Linked DNA regions of Homo sapiens: region 1 is linked to region 2. The links are chromatin loops, found by intact Hi-C in ENCODE. Cell type or tissue: B cell. All regions are shown on one strand.

Evidence for each region. Hi-C counts contacts between places; a loop is a spot of excess contacts. Peaks named below come from ENCODE experiments on the same cell type or tissue, not always from the same donor. Only the 100,000 strongest peaks of a DNase experiment are listed, where the experiment ranks them.
Region 1: a loop joins it to region 2, with 5 times the contacts of the local background. A loop is called at or near these places in 7 of 110 quality-filtered maps.

Annotation. Positions count from the first base shown.
Region 1 is chr18:74,278,407-74,286,406 of GRCh38, reverse strand. The region is part of intron 1 of CYB5A (cytochrome b5 type A); the gene reads left to right. Among named protein-coding and RNA genes, the nearest start is that of CYB5A, 9.6 kb to the left of the region's middle. RefSeq lists enhancers at 353-522, 4,801-5,328. In B cell, no CTCF peak of the experiment used is centred here; no DNase peak of the experiment used is centred here.
Region 2 is chr18:74,331,369-74,339,368 of GRCh38, reverse strand. C18orf63 (chromosome 18 open reading frame 63) reads right to left here. Exons shown (of 14, transcript NM_001174123.2): 8 at 545-654. Among named protein-coding and RNA genes, the nearest start is that of C18orf63, 20 kb to the right of the region's middle. In B cell, no CTCF peak of the experiment used is centred here; a DNase peak (open chromatin) is centred at 4,668; H3K27ac peaks cover 2,841 bases.

The DNA of each region.
Region 1 (8,000 bases), 53 kb after region 2:
AATTATAGTGTTAACTAGTAAACAAAATGACTCAAAATACAAATATTCACATGAAATATAATTGTTCAGGAATGTGTGCTTTGCAAGATTGGAAATCATCCCATTTCAGGAGCTTTTAAACATACAACTTTATTGTGTAAGGGGAAAATAATACATGATCATGTTAAGGAAGTGGACAGTGTGGAAAACTGCAAAGAAGAAACTCAAAGCTGCCTGGAGCTCTGCTCCCCGAAGGTGGCCAGCTTGAGCAGTTTGCACACTCACTACTACAACACCTTGCTCGTGGATGTGCTTTACATCCATGGAAATGTGCTCTGCATGCTGCTCTGTAATCTCCCTTTTTCCCCACTAAACTAGGTGTTGAGGGACCAGTCCTGAATTTCAGTAACTCCTGTTCCCAGGCTGCCTCCTTATTGTATAGAGGGATCCTAATATACGGAATCCTCTTTCCTTCCATGTTTTTAGGTTCCCACCTGCAATTACCTCCTTATGGTAGATCTTTGTAAGTGGGATTCTTGGGTGAAAGGATGTACACTTCTACTTTTTTTTTTTTTTTTTTTTTTGAGATGGGGTCTTGCTGTGTTGCCCAGGCCGTGGTGTGATCTCAGCTCACTGCAGCCTTGACCTCCTGGGCTCAACCAGTCCTCCCTCTGGAATAGCTGGGACCACAGGCATGAGCCACCATGCCCAGCTAATTTTTGTATTTTTTGTAGAAATGTAGTCTCTTGTTGCCCAGGCTGGTCTCGAACTCCTAGGCTCAAGTGATCTGCCCCCTTTGGCCTCCCAGAGTGCTGGGATTACAGGCATGAGCCACTCTAAATTTTGATGGATGTTACCAGAGCACCCTGGGGTGGCACACCAGTGTGTGCATTTCTCGGTTCTTAGGAGTGGAGGAACTTGGTTGCGCCTCATTCACCTCCCTTCCTGAATTTGGCTGTGTACTTCTGTTAAAAAGGGAAATGTATGGAATAATTTTTTATCCCCTTTAGCTTATAAATTCTCTTAAAAGTGAAGCTGTGGCAAGTAATACCTTGTCTATTCTATGAAAGAATTTCATTGTCTGAAGGCTCAAAGCATCAGAAAAGTGACCGGAGGCAGCAGCTGACTACATGGGAAACTGAGTAGCAGGCTCAGAGCCATTTCTGGAGTCTCAAGAGTGTCCTTTCTAGCAGGTTTTGTTGTAGGGACTTGCTCTTTGTTATTTTCCTTTGAACATGGCTGCCTACATTGCATAGACCAGTGCTTTCCAAGGCTTGGGGATAGAGGAACAGAGTATGGGTGTTGAAATTCATTGCCCTTAATTCTGAAAAACAGAACATTTTAATCAAGTGTGCTTCCTTTCCTATTACCCTTGGACCTAGTTTTCTTGGGAACATAGTCTTGAGTGTATATAGTAACTGGGTATCTGTGCCTTTTACTGAGTTCCAACATGGGGACCGGGAGGGTGAGCTGAAGATTGGGTGGGGACAGCTCCGTTCTTGCTGTTGAATAGAATCTGGCCTGTGCTGCCTGTTGGCTTAGAGCTGACGGCTCTGTGGATGATGGCAAGAAGTTACTTTCTTACATCCGTAGAATTCTGTCTCTAGCAGGCCCATGCCAAAATGATGGCATCTGAACCAGCACTGACGCTGGGGAGGCTCTGGAGGGGGCGAGGGATAAGGGATGTGGACCTAAGGGAAGGGATGGGGTGATTAACAGCCTCTAGGCTCAGTTAAGGGTCCTCTCTGCCTGGCTGGTGGGCACGGGAGCCTGTCTGAAATGGAATCACTTGAACTCTTCTGTAGTTGAGGGCCTGGGGAGTGTCAGTTTGCAGCTTGTTTCTTTCACTGCCTGCTATTGTTTGTTCTTGGCAGACCTATTCATTAAGCTTTGTGCAGCTGTGTCCAGAATTAGCCAGGTCACAAAATATATCCAGACTTCTTTCCCTCGTCTTCCTCAGAAAGTGTTAATTAAGTAAATGCCATTCATTAATCGTCCCCAAGTAAATGCTATTCTTTAATCCTCCCCTCCCCAACAATCCCTAGTGAGCTAATAAGAAAAGTGATAGCAGTGGACGTTGGCTGAATGTTTATGGACATTCAGTATGTGCTAGGGAGTGTGCCAAGTGCTTTTTGCACATAAAACCTTCTTTGCGTTTGTGCTTTTAATCTCTCTTTTTTTTTTTTTTTTTTTTGGAGATGGAGTTTCACTGTTGTTGCCCAGGCTGGAGTGCAATGGTGCAATCTCGGCTCACTGCAACCTTCCACCTCCCAAGTTCAAGCGATTCTCTTGCCTCAGCCTCCCAAGTAGCTGGGATTACAGGCATGCACCACCAGGCTGACTAATTTTGTATTTTCATTAGAGATGAGGTTTCACCATGTTGGTCAGGTTGGTCTCAAACCCCTGACCTCAAGTGATCCACTCGCCTCGGCCTCCCAAAGTGCTAAGATTACAGGTGTGAGCCACTGCGCCCGGCCTGTGCTTTTAATCTTCAAAACAACCCTATGGGGTCAGTGGTGATTGTGTCCTCCCTTTTAAAGGTAAGACGGTATGTCTTAGGGAGATTTTGCAGCTTGCTCAGCAAGTCCCACAGACGATAAGGAGCAAAGCCAGGGCTTCAGTCCAGGCTGCGGGCGCTGCGACCCAGTGTCTTCAGTGCTGAGTCTGTTGCTGAGGCTTGAGATCCAAGGAGTATTGATGAGAACCTAGCGTAGCTTTAAAAGCAAAAGTGCATCCCACTGATACAGAGTTGCTGTCATTTGCTGGAGACCTTGATCACTGGAGAGTTCTCTGGAGGAACCAGGGAGAAAGCAAAGGGAATTTGTGATGCAAATATCTGAACAAAGCCAAAACCCTTGGAAAGTTAATGGACAAAAATATGCCTTTCTTTCCATCTGTTGTCAGTTTACTATGTTGCCTTCTAGGAGGTGAAGGAAACAGCCATTCCTGTTTCTTGTAGAGGAATTTTTAAATAGAGGGAGTCGGGGTGGAGTCTTCACGGCCTCAGTTTGTTTGTGACCCAGATGCTGCTCTCACCTGGCAGGGGCTGAATCATCGGTGTGGTTTTGGTTCGGAAAGAGATTGTTTGCACGTGTAGTGGGTATGTGTGAGGAGGCATGTGTTGTTTGGTGAAAGGCATCTTAAATGACTGCCCTGGGAAGGATTGTTTAAATGGAAATCCGAGGAGGTTCCTGCTCTGATAAATCCCTCAGTGGGTCCCGCTCATCTCTCGCCCTCCCCTTCCGGGTCCATATCCCCTCTGCATGTGCCACGAGGTTGGTTGCAGGGTGGTTAGAATATCTTTCTCCTCCAAGCTGAGAGCAGATGCCCTGGTGTGGCCTCTCTTGTATCTTTGCCACCTCTCATGGTGGCCACTGGGCAGTCAGTTCTCAGGATTTCATTGGTTCCATCAAATGGGTGGTGGTTTTATGAGTTTTCAGCTTGAGTAATAAATGCTATTTATGGCATTGAAAAGTGTGATTTCTAGGAGAAGCACACAAAAAAAACTTGATCTTTTGGAAACAGATTGTCCTTTTTCTGTTCAGTTCCTTTCAATGGCTTCCTGTTGCATTTAGAATAAAATTGTATCTCTTTGCCCTGGTTTGGAAAGCTCTGAATGATCTGGTCCTTACCTACCTCCCCCACCTCAGCAAATAACACTGTGTCCTCCCTGCTAATGCCCACACCTGATCACATTGACCCTTTCTCTTTGTTTCTCAAACAAGCCAAACTTGTTTTTACCTTGAAACCTTTGCCCTGGTTTCCCCTGTGTCAGGCTTGGCCCTGTTCAGGTCTCAGCATGGTGTCCCATCCCGTTTTGTGCCTCTGCTAGCAGTTAGACCCTCCCGGCTGTGATATGCTGCTTTTTCCACGCGATGAGGGCTCCTGCCTGCCCGCCTGCTGTGCACCTGGCCCATGTCCGGTGCCAGGAAGTCACTCTTCCGGGGATGGAAGAGGAGAGCCTGGTGGAGGAACAGATACGAGCCCCTGCTCTGTGACTATCTTATTTTTTTCCCCCTTTTTCCATACACAGTGCATACTAGTGTGATCCCTTCTTACTCTGTGGCCCTTGTCCGGTGCCAGAAAGTAACTTCCCAGGATGGAAGAGGAGAGCCTGGTGGAGAAACAGACACAAGTCCCTGCTCTGTGACTATCTTATTTTACCCCCTTTTTCCACACACGGCACATGCTAGTGTGATCTCTTCTTACTCTGTAGGCCTTGGCCTGGGATTTTGTCCCTGAGGATTGCACAGTTAGAAACTAGTGGGACTGTATTGTGAAAGTCTGGATTGTGACATAGTCTCAGAGCATGGAACACAAGAATGGCATCGAGGGAGGCTCCCAGGCAGTCAGTAGAAGGGAAGAGGAGAATTAAAGGTGAGGGGAGCACTTTGGTCTGCATTTTCCAGTCTCTTCCTGCCCAGAGCCCGGGCCTCCACCTGTGCCTGAGATCCTGTTCCCCTTCCCACTCACAGACATTCCCTAAGCCACCCGATGTTCCCCAGTATAAACCAGGCCCCTCCAGGCCACACCCTGCTGGGTTATTCTCATCAGTGTTCCTGCTGTTTTCTCCTTTCCTGCAAAACACACACACACACACACACACCCTCCTCTCCTGCAAAAACACACATATTCCCTTCTCCCCTGAAACACACACATACACACACACACACACACACACACAGCCTCCCTTGACTCTTCTGCCCCCTCCAGGATTTCCTCATTTTTCTGCTCCCCTGAATAGTAGAAGCCTCTGAAAGGGTTGTTAAGCCTGGTCTCCAATCCACCTCCTCCATTCCCTTTTAAACCACACCTGTTCACCACAGCTTCTCTTGCCAAGGTCTCCCAGGGTGCCTTGTGTCAGCTCTCAGTTCTCCAACACAGTGGCTCAGCAGACTCTGACATAGATGCTCACCCTCCTGGGTTGCCATCCTCTCCTGGTTCCCTCCTCCCTCCACCTCCTGTCTCCTTTTCCCACTTCTCTTCTGTCCGACCTCCTTATTGGAGGGCCCCCCTGGGGCCTGGGCTTTTCCGCTTTGGCAGGCTCACACAGTAGCATGGCTTTAATGTGCTAATGAATCCTGGATTGTCACATCCTGGCCAGAAAGACCTCTGTCCTGAACTGGCTCTTGTATCCCTGAGGCTACATCACAGTTAGATGTCCAGTAGGCTTCTCACCCTAACGTGGGAAACACACCTGCTCCCTCTGCATGTCCCCATCTCAGCAGATGGCAGTTCCATTCTCCCAGCTGCTCAGGCCAAAAGCCTGGGGGTTGTGCTCCTCTCTTCTCTTGCTCTCATACCCACATCCAGTCCACCAGGACATTCTGTGGGCCTAACTTTCATAATGTCAGAATCTCACCAATTTTTTACCATGTCTACTGCTGCTCCCCTGGTTGGAGCCTCCATCTTCTCTCGCGTGGTCCCCTCCTGCCCCCGACAGCATATTCTCACCATAATAGAGTGACATTTTAAAGTCAGATGGGGTCAGTCCGTATACTCTGTTTAAACCCTTCAAGGGCTGATTACACTGCCCCATTTTAAGACTTAGGATATGGCTGCAGTTGTCAGGAAAGTGTAGTTCTGGCAGAGGGACACATACGTATGTCCATGTAGCAGAATAGAGAGGCCAGAGATAGACTCGCACAAAGATTTCCACCTCATTGTTGACAGAGATGGAAAAGCAAGTCGATAGAGGAAGGATAGCCTTTTCAGCACATAATTCTGGAACAACTGGACATCAATAACCAAAAACATAAACCTTGACTGAAACCTCACACCTTATGCCAATTAACTCAGAATGGATCATAGATCTAAATATAAAATGTAAAACTTTTTTTTTTTTTTTTTGAGACAGGGTCTTACTCTGTCACTCAGGCTGGAGTGCAATGGCATGATCACGGTTCACTGCAGCCTCCACCACCTGGACTCAGGTGATTCTCCAACCTCAGCCTCCCAAGTAGCGAGGACTACAGGTGTGCACCACCATGCCTGGCTAATTTCCCTTTTTTTTTTTTTTTGTAGAGACAGGGTTTTGCCGTGTTGCCCAGCTGCCAGCTGGTCTCAAACTTCTGAGGCTCAAGTGGTCTACCTGCCTTGGCCTCCCAAAGTGCCAGGATTACAGGCATGAGCCACTGCACCTGGCCGACATGTGAAACTTTTTAAGGTGACTTAGGATTAGGCAAAGAATTCTTAGATGTAGTAGAAATGTGATCCATTTTCAATTCTTTGCACTGGAAGGTTATTCCCCCCAAATAACATATGGTTCCCTGCCTCACCTCCTTTGAGTACTCACTCACTATCACCTCAACACTATCACCTGACCACCGTATTTAAGCCTGGATATTACCCCAGCCCCCTGCACTGCTGAGCCCAGTTATGCTGCTGAGTTTTTCCCTGTAGCATGTATTACCTTGTAACATACGGTATAATGTACTCATTTATTAGTTTTTGCTTCTCTGTGTCCTTCCACTAGAAATGTATGCTCTGTGAATGCAGGACTTTTTCTCTTTTATTCACTGATAAATCCAGTTTTTAGAACAATGCTGGCACATAGAAAGGACTAAATAGTTATTTATTGATTGAATAAGAATTAAAAGTTTATAAATATAAAATACTAGAAAGCTGATGTGGAATGGCTGCTGGGTGACATTGAATAATTTTCTGATACCTTATTTTATTTCTCCTTTGTCTCACCTGCATATTTCAACCCAGTTTATTATGATTAAACATGAAAGAGAGGCCTAGTTATTTGGCATTGAGAGGAAAAAAAACAAAAGAGAGAGATGGGCACATGCCACTGTCAATCCTGCTTTCTTTCCACCTCTGGGCTGAGCGTAGGCTATTCTATTATCTCTTTTGTTTTTTATTTATTTTTATTTATTATTTATTTATTTTTGAGACGGAGTCTCACTCTGTCGCCCAGGCTGGAGTGCAGTGGCACGATCTCAACTCACTGCAACTTCTGCCTCCCGGGTTCAAGCAGTTCTCCCTGCCTCAGCTTCCTGAGTAGCTGGGATTACAGGTGGCTGACACCATGCCTGGCTAATTTTTGTATTTTTTAGTAGAGACAGAGTTTTGCCTTGTTGGCCAGGCTGATCTCAAACTCCTGACCTCAGGTGATCCGCCTGCCTTGGCCTCCCAGAGTGCTGGGGTTATAGGCGTGAGCCACCGCGCCCGGCCTTGTCTCATCTTTTGGCCATTCCAGCTTAAGATAGATCGTAGTTAGAGTAACAGCCTCTCTTAGGTCATCACTCATCTACCACTGGGCCCCCAGTTTTGGTGGCTTGCATATTCCTCTGAGGACATCGGGTTGCATTGGGTTACAAAGCAGGAGGTAAGCTGTGGCAGCTCTGGGCCTGGCAGGACTGGTGCCACAGTGCCCTCCTGCTCTTGTCCCTCAGAAGCAGGCCTGTCCCTGGTCCTTCCCTGTACCCCAAGGTCATCATGTCAGAATTGGTGGCTTATGTACTCTTCAGAGATTAGAGGAAGAATTAGCACACCTGCTTTATTTTATCCAATGAGACAAGTGTAGTAATGGTAGAAGTTGAAATACTGGTCAGGGCATAGTGACCAAAATTTGGTTACCAGTACGTTTTAGACCAAACATTTACTAATTCAGTTCTAAAAGTAATTAAGAAGAATTTTGTTTCTCTTTTTCAAGAAGAGGAAATTCTAACAGCATTCTGCAGGATGATTGCCAGCTCACAGGCTGTGCATAAGACCTGTCTGCCCTTGGCCTAACTAACCTTTAAGAACCATCTCATGTAGAAATGTCTATTATTTTTATCATAGGATGTTTCTGTGAATGTGTGCCATTTGGTTCTGTGATTCAGGAGAATCCAGCCAGTTGATTAAATCCAGAGATAACTTTTGAAGATGAAGGAGAGGTGGTGAGAAGGGGGTCCCTTGGGTTTGGTGCTGGAATTGGCCTTCAGCAATTTACAAAGGCCAGGAACTGTGCCAGGGACTATACATAGTCTCTGTGGCAATATAAAATGGGGATGAGGAAGAAGGAAAAG
Region 2 (8,000 bases):
AGACTTTAGGGAAAAGTCTGTAAAGAGAGTCAAACCTATGTTTTCTACCTACCTCCTCCCAGCTTCAATGATTGAATTATTATGTGTATGCTACTGAAGTTCTTTTTCCTAAGCAATTTAAAATTTTATCCCAATAGTCCTGCTTATACTAGTAACAAATTATTTTTTCCTGAAAATAGTACAAACTCAAAACTCAGCTCATATCAAATTATAATGAATCATTATTAGATATAAGTTTATGAGGTTTTATTAATATTATTTTGATAGTTTTCATTTTATAATGAGAAATTTAGAAATATTACCTTTTTTGAAACTAGATCTAATAAGATGTGAATATATAATAAAATTATTAATTTGATAAAGAAAATTCATGGCTTTTGTAAATATGACAATATTGTTTCAATACCTTTGTGAAGTCATAATTCAGTATTTTAAAATTCACCAAAATAGTTTATACTTTTACACATATCAATGTTAAGAAAGCAAAATAAGGGAAACCACCATATTTTGAACCCACCCTAGATATTACAAATTGAAATCTCACCTTGGCAAAACGTAGCACCAGTTGCTTAAAATGGAATGTCTCTCAATGACAGCATGCTTGTTAGCATGAAAATCCTTTATAATACTCTGGGAAATCTCAAACTCTTTTAGCTTTTAATAGAAATAAGATTTGTAAGTCCTCAAATCATTTGGCAAAAAAGGAAACATTTTAAAAGATACATATTTGTTACACACACACAGTAGGTTATAAAGTAGATTTAAAGACTTAAGTTACATTGAATCATGCATAACCACTTTACATAAGTAGTCAAAGTTGCAGCTCACCCTGCTTCTCCTTTATACAATATATGAAGTATTTCATGCTTTCCCTCTTACCATCCAAGCCCAAACTCCTATTTTGCAGTGATTTTAGTTGGTTTTCAGGTGGTTTTTTTAATTATGTTAATTTGCAGGAAGTTGAATCTCTTCCAAAGGAAGGTGTTCATATTTTAAAATAATAGCTTTTAACCTCAATTGTTTTTTTAAATGGAGGATGAGTAAGGGAATTATACCTCCATCTGGTCTTTTGGAGGAGAAAAGACAGAGCCAATGCTCCAGTCTCCTTTTATACCCCTCCCAGCTTCCTAGAACACTTTCTTCCCTGTTCCTCAAGTGTCCTCCCTGTAGGGCATTTTGGCTTGTATTTAACCTACAAGAGTTTGCCAATTACAGCTCTCTTACCCTGGAAAATCTCCCTGAGAGGCACTGTTCCAGTTAGCCAAAGATATAAAGAGACCTCAAGGAGGGTGAAAAAATAAAGTATTAATGGGTGAAAGGACACTATATTAACATTAGACAGAATGATTCATAAACCCTTACCCCATTCTTAACCAACCACCTAACATCTTTTGGGAAACAATGTTCTAACTTCGCTGCCTACTACTTTTCAAGGAAGTCCAACTAAACTGGACAACTTTTTATTGCCTGGACTCCTACCAATAAGGTCCTAATGCCTGGATCTAGACCCATCTTCTCCATGTCCAGTGACTGATCCTTCTCTGAGTTCCTATGTCATTCATTAAGACTAATGGAAATGGAGGAGCAGGGAAGAGCAGAAAACATGAATGCAGGAAGAGGAAGATAAGATATGCTAGTTACGTTGTGAGGTAAAAGAGCAAGGACACGCAGAATGAATAAGGACACATATTTTCCTGTGCACAAGAGATAAATCTTGCACTGTGATGTACTGTGCTTAAGAGATCAGTTGCCTGAAATGTGTGATAAAAACATGGTTAGAGGAGGCATGGTTATGAATGTCAGAAAAGACTGGTTGCAGAGGGAGGACTAAACTGAGAGAAAACAGAACTTAAAATTGAATTCACAGAAGGTAGGTATCAGGTTCAAATGTTTAAAGTTTATGGGTTCCCACATACACCTACTTATATAGCTTGAGTATACATCCTCTGGGTACTTTCTACAGTATTCAGAGACTCAAGTCGATTGCTGCAGGGACCTCAGTAAGTACCAGTACTTATTGTTTACATTGGTCTTTCTCAACACAGATTAAAGACTGGCAAACCACCCAGCTGTTCACCATATACTCCAAGAGACTGCGAATGCTAACCCTTTGTATTTCTTTATTTAGCAAATATTTATAAAGTGCCCTTATATGATGACTAAAACCATACTGAAAAGCAGGTATTCAATAAATATTATTTTCTCCTTATAACGCCAATCTGAACAATTTAGACTTAATTTTCTCTAGGCAATGTTGAAATACTAAAGATATTTAGGCTGGGGACCTTTGTTTTAGAAAGTGAACTCTGTTGACATTGTAAGGAAAAATTAGATAATAAACTTGAAGGAGAAAGGCTGGAAACAGGCCCATATGGAGACTGGTTTAATAGTTCAAGTAAAAAAAGAGAGTCTGAATTAGAGCAACATAAATGGAGGCAGAGAGGAGTCCATTTCAGAGACCACAGTAGGCTATTAAAGACTAACTGGAAAGAGAAAGTGAGAAAGAGGGAAAGCCAAGGATAACTCTGAAGTATTTAGGTAGGTAAATTATTGACTGCTGATGCCACTAATGAAAAGAATAATTACACAGGGGGAACAGATTTGGGGTTGAGGAAGGTGACACATAAATACATTCAGTTTTAGACATAATTGGGTCTGACTGCCATTAGTACATTCATTTGAAAGTATCCAAGAGATGACAGAAAAGTTACAACTATACAAGAATATTTGGGAGGTACTGGTGTATAGGCTGAAGCTACTGAAATGGGTAAGCCTGCTAAGGAAAAGAGGGCTGAAAATGGAACCCTAAGAAACAGCAACATTTAAAATGATAAATGAATGAAGATAAATGAATTCCAGGAGATTCTAGAAAAATCAGTTTCAGATAAATCAAGAGAGGAGATTATTTCAAGAAGAAAAGTGTGAAAAATATTATAAGTGTTTCAAAGATTTCACATATGATTCCCTCAGACATTTTCTTTTTCTCTTAATTCCTCAAGTAACATAGTTCCTATAACACAAATTTTGATACTCCATTAACAAACATTGTTTTTTAATGTATTTTTATTTAACATATATTAGGTTTCTATTTCTGTAAGGCTCTATGGGACATACAAATTTGAACCAAAAAACCTAAGGCTAGGTGAAGGAAGCATGGTACAGCAGAAAGGACAGAGTTGAAGGACAAACTCAGATCCTGAATCTCTTACTACCTTTATGATCCAGAGCAACTTACTTAACTGCTTTGTGTCTTAATTTACTTATTTATAAAATAATAACAATAGCTATCATTTTTTAACCTCTACTGCCAGGTACTATGCTAGGCCCTTAATGTACTTTACACCATAACCTCCTTACAACCCTAGAAGGGATATCATTATCTCCAATTTATAAGAAAAATGGAGATTCTGCGAGATTAACTAACATGCCAAAGAGGCACTGCCAGTAAGTGCCGATCTGAGAATTTTAATGTGATTCTAGGCCTACACTGAATTTTCTGGGTATGTGAATATTAACCAGTACTCAGTAAATGTTCCCTTCTTCTGGTAAGTTTTATGTGTGCATGCTCTTCTTTCTTCTGACCTAGATAAAACATTCTGGGAGGAAAAGGTGTTTTCCATCAGCACTTGGCATATATACATAGTAGTACCCAGTAAATATCCATCTACGAAATAAATAGAAATTTGTTTCGAGGCACTCATTTCCCAAATTTTCCATATAATTAAATTTCAAAGCAAACAGTTTAATATTACATAATGCTTTTCTGAAATATATCCCTCATGTAACTGTGGATTCAATTATAATCTCAATGCACCAAACAGTAAAATGGCAACTTGTGCATATAAATTCCTTTAAGAAACATTTAATTACTTCCAGGAAAGCATTATTTTAAAGTTTAGCACAGTCCAAAATTTGAGAAATGAGTAAATTACTGTTTCAATTACCTCTTAAATTTTTTTATCTCTATTTAAATTGTAAAGATAAGGGCTGAAATCCCATTTTTCATAATGAATTATAATAAACTGCTTCAAAATTTGTCTAAATAGGGTCAAAGGTCAGGATTTAGAAAACTACTCCAATCTCTAGCCCAGAGGAATTAAAAAAGAATTTAGAAACAAAAGTCACCTAGTTCAAAAAATAAATTAGTCTTTCACTCCAGTCAATGCTCCATTCATTCCATAAATCTTTACTAAAGTGAGTGACAGGCACTAGAGTAGGCTCCTATGATAGAAAGATTAATAAGACACAGACCTTCCCTCTAGGACTTCTCAGTTGAATGAGACATTTGCATAGATAATATGTGATAAACAAGGTAGAGAGCACCAAGAGAGATGAGACTTAGGAGCTGGGGAATTCTTCAAAGGGGTGATGTCTGAGATAAGCCTTGAAAGATGAGCAGAAGAAAGGGAATTACAGGCTTAGACAACTGTGAGATCAAAGACATGGAAGGATGAAAGACCATACTATCTTTGAGAAACAATTCATAGTCTGGCTACTTGGAGAGCAGTAATGGGAGATGAGGCTATAAGTAAGATTGGTTTGGATCAGTTTGCTGAAGACCTTGTATATCATAGTAAACAGCTGAGATTTCATCTTATAGTCAATGGAGGCCATGGTAGATTTTTGAAAGGGGAAATGAAAGCAAACAAAATAAACTGGAGGGAAGAGAAACCAGAAACATCCTCCTTCTCACCTCTTCATCCTTATTTCTCCCCTCCCCACAACCTGACCTAATAACTATGAAAGAAAAAAACCAGAATCTCAGAACCCCAAACTCACTATGCCAAAGGGAACATTAAGCTTGGTAACTGAATCACACAAAAACAAAAAACAAACAAAAAACCCCTGCCTTCCTTTCATTCCCAGACAGCTTAGTTTCAGTTTATTACTGTAAATGTAGATTTACTGAGTGAGAGAAATGCATAATTGACTTTTCTGCTACCCCTTTTCATGTGTATAATGTAGATTCACTCAGCTGTAATCAAAGCCTCACAAGAATGTAACCATTTGCCTCATTGCCTACCCTCCTCCTCTTTTCTCCCCTTCCTCTTTCCCCTTCTGCTTGTTCTTTCCCCTTTAAATACTGAAGTCCTCAAAACCCTGTTTGGAAAAAGCATGGGGCACAGATCCTATTGTAACTTGTATTTCTTTTCCCTGGGCATGTCATCAACCTTGGCAAAATAAACCTGAGTCAACTGAGATCTGCCTCAGTCACTTTTTGGTTAACATAACCAATGCCAGATTTTAATAAAAGGAAAATTAAATGCAATTATCTTTTAGGCTCCATGGGGAATAAAAATGAATAACACAGGACCTAGAATCTCAAAAATTTTACAATTTAGTGGGAACATAGGTATATATGAAACTAATTTTTGTAGCAGTCAGAATGTGTAAGACATCATATCAAAAACATAAGTAAAAGTGAGATTCAGAGAAGCTGATGAACAATCATAATTTAGAGAATTGATTTAATTTAACAAGTACATGTTGAGTGTATAATGTTGAATAGAGGAGAGGAATGTTATTGCCCAATTTTTGGTGTTTCCTTCCATGCCCAGAAAGCTCTACTAACACATATTCCTGGAATCATTCTGCTCTGTCATTCATTCCTCCCTAGGGCATATGGATGGTGATATGGTTTGGCTGCACTGCCACCCAAATCTCATCTTGAACTGTAGTTTCCATAATCCCCACATGTTGTGGGAGGGACCCAGTGGGAGGTAATTTACTCATGGGGGCAGTTACCCTCATGCAGTTCTTGTGATAGTGTGTTCTCACGAGATCTGATGGTTTTATAAAGGGCCTTTCCCCCTTTGCTCTGCACTTTTCTCTCCTGCCACCTTGTGAAGAAGGACATGCTTGCTTCCCCTTCCACCATGACTGTAAATTTCCTAAGGCCTTCCCAGTCATGAGGAACTGTGAGTCAATTAAACCTCTTTCCTTTATAAATTATCTAGTCTTAGGTATTTCTTCAGAGCAGCATGAGAATGGACTAATACAGATGGTAAAATTGGGATGAATAACCAGGCATGCTGGCTCACCTCCTCCCCTTCCTCTTGGGAGTTGGCCTGCTGGCAGAGAGTGGTGTTCTGCATTCTGTTTGTCATATCAGAACGAGTGCCTGGTCTCCCAAGGGAGGCCTAAGGTTTTTCCACTACTGCAATAAGTGGGTGGGTAAGTCTGCCTAATTCTAAGGTTCAGATAAACCATGTCCTCCAAGAGCTGTTTTTCCTTTCCAGTAATGAACAGCATGACTATATATCCCAGTTCATGCATGTTGGGCCAGTATCTCATCAGGTTAGTGCCACTTTCACTCTCAGAAGCATCCTATTTTGAGGATAAATTATAATCTCACCCAAGTAATACAAGTGACATTCTGATCTCTATTTATGTCTTACTCCTCTGTCAATCTCTAAATTGGTTCAAACTGAGGTGTAGAACACAGAAGTATCATCTGTAGAAAATTCAAAGTTGAATAAGCCACAATATTAGTCTTCATGATGCTTCTTATAAGGAAATCAGAGGTATAAAAATAGAAATAAGCATGTGAGTATAAACTACAATTTGACTATCTGTCCCCTCCAAAACTCATTTTGGAATTTAATCCCCAATGTGGCAGTATTGAGAGATGGAGCCTTTTTTTTTTTTTTCCCCTCTAAGATGGAGTCTTGCTCTTCTGTAGCCCAGACTGGAGTGCAGTGGCATGATCTTGGCTCACTGCTACCTCTGCCTCCTGGGTCTCAGTTCTAGCAACTCTCCTGCCCCAGCCTCCCGAGTAGCTGGGATTACAGGAATGCACCACCATGCCCAGCTAATGTTTGTATTTTTAGTAGAGACAGGGTTACACCATTTTGGCCAGGCTGGTCTTATACTCCTAACCTCGTGATCCACCCACTTCGGCCTCCCAAAGTGCTGGGATTACAGGTGTGAGCCACCGTGCTGAGCCAATGTGGAGCCTTTAACAGGTGATTGAGTGATGAGGGCTTTGCCCTCATGAATGGATTAATCCATTCATGGATTAGTGGATTAGAAGGTTAATGAATTAATGGTTTATCATGGGAGTAGGACTCATGGCTTTATAAAAGGAAGAGAGACCTCAGCTTCCACACCCTGCCCTCTTGCTATGTGATGCCTTGTGCCACCTCAGGACTCAGCAGAGAGACCCTGAAAGCAAGAAGGTCCTCACCAGACATGGCCTCTATAACTTTAATAAATAAATTCATTTTCTTTACAAATTACCCAATTTCAGGTATTCTAAGCGACAGAAAACAAAGACAGTTTGGTACAGGAGAGTATGAGGGTTTAAATGAGGGTGGGAGATCACACACGGTTTGGAACCTTGGGAAGGTTCCTCATCAGTCCAAGATATACATGTCATGTTACCCATTCCAGTTATTTATATGCAGGTCATCTTCCCTACTGGCTTAAGTGATTCTCCAGGGCAGAAAAGTAGATCCTATTCATCTTGAACTTATCCATTGTCCTTTGTTACTTATCCACATAAGAGGTAATCAAAGAATTAAATGGAAATAAATGAATAGAGGAGTAGCATTTGAGTTGGCCCTTAAATGATGAGCAGGACACGTATAGCCAATCAGAGGGGCATTCTAAGCAAAGAAAGCATCATTTGTTCTATGCCTGGGGTTTCTCAACCTCCACACTATTGACACTTTGGGCTGGATAATTCTGTGGGTGGGGATAAGATGGCTGTCCTGTGCAGGGGAAGATATTCATTAGCATCCCTTCTCTGGCCTCTACCCACTAGATGTCAGTAGCAACACCATCCTTCCTCCACTGTGATAACCAAAATTGTCTCTAGACATTGCCAAATTTCTCATAAGGAGCCAATCATTCATTTCCCTGCCCTCAACCGCTTCCATTGAGAACTACTGGCCTAGAGGAAAGACAATAACATTGAGTGACACTAGTGTGTAAGGTTCTATGCTAGGTGCTATGGGAATCCACAAAATAAAAGACATATCCTTCTACTAAGAAGACAG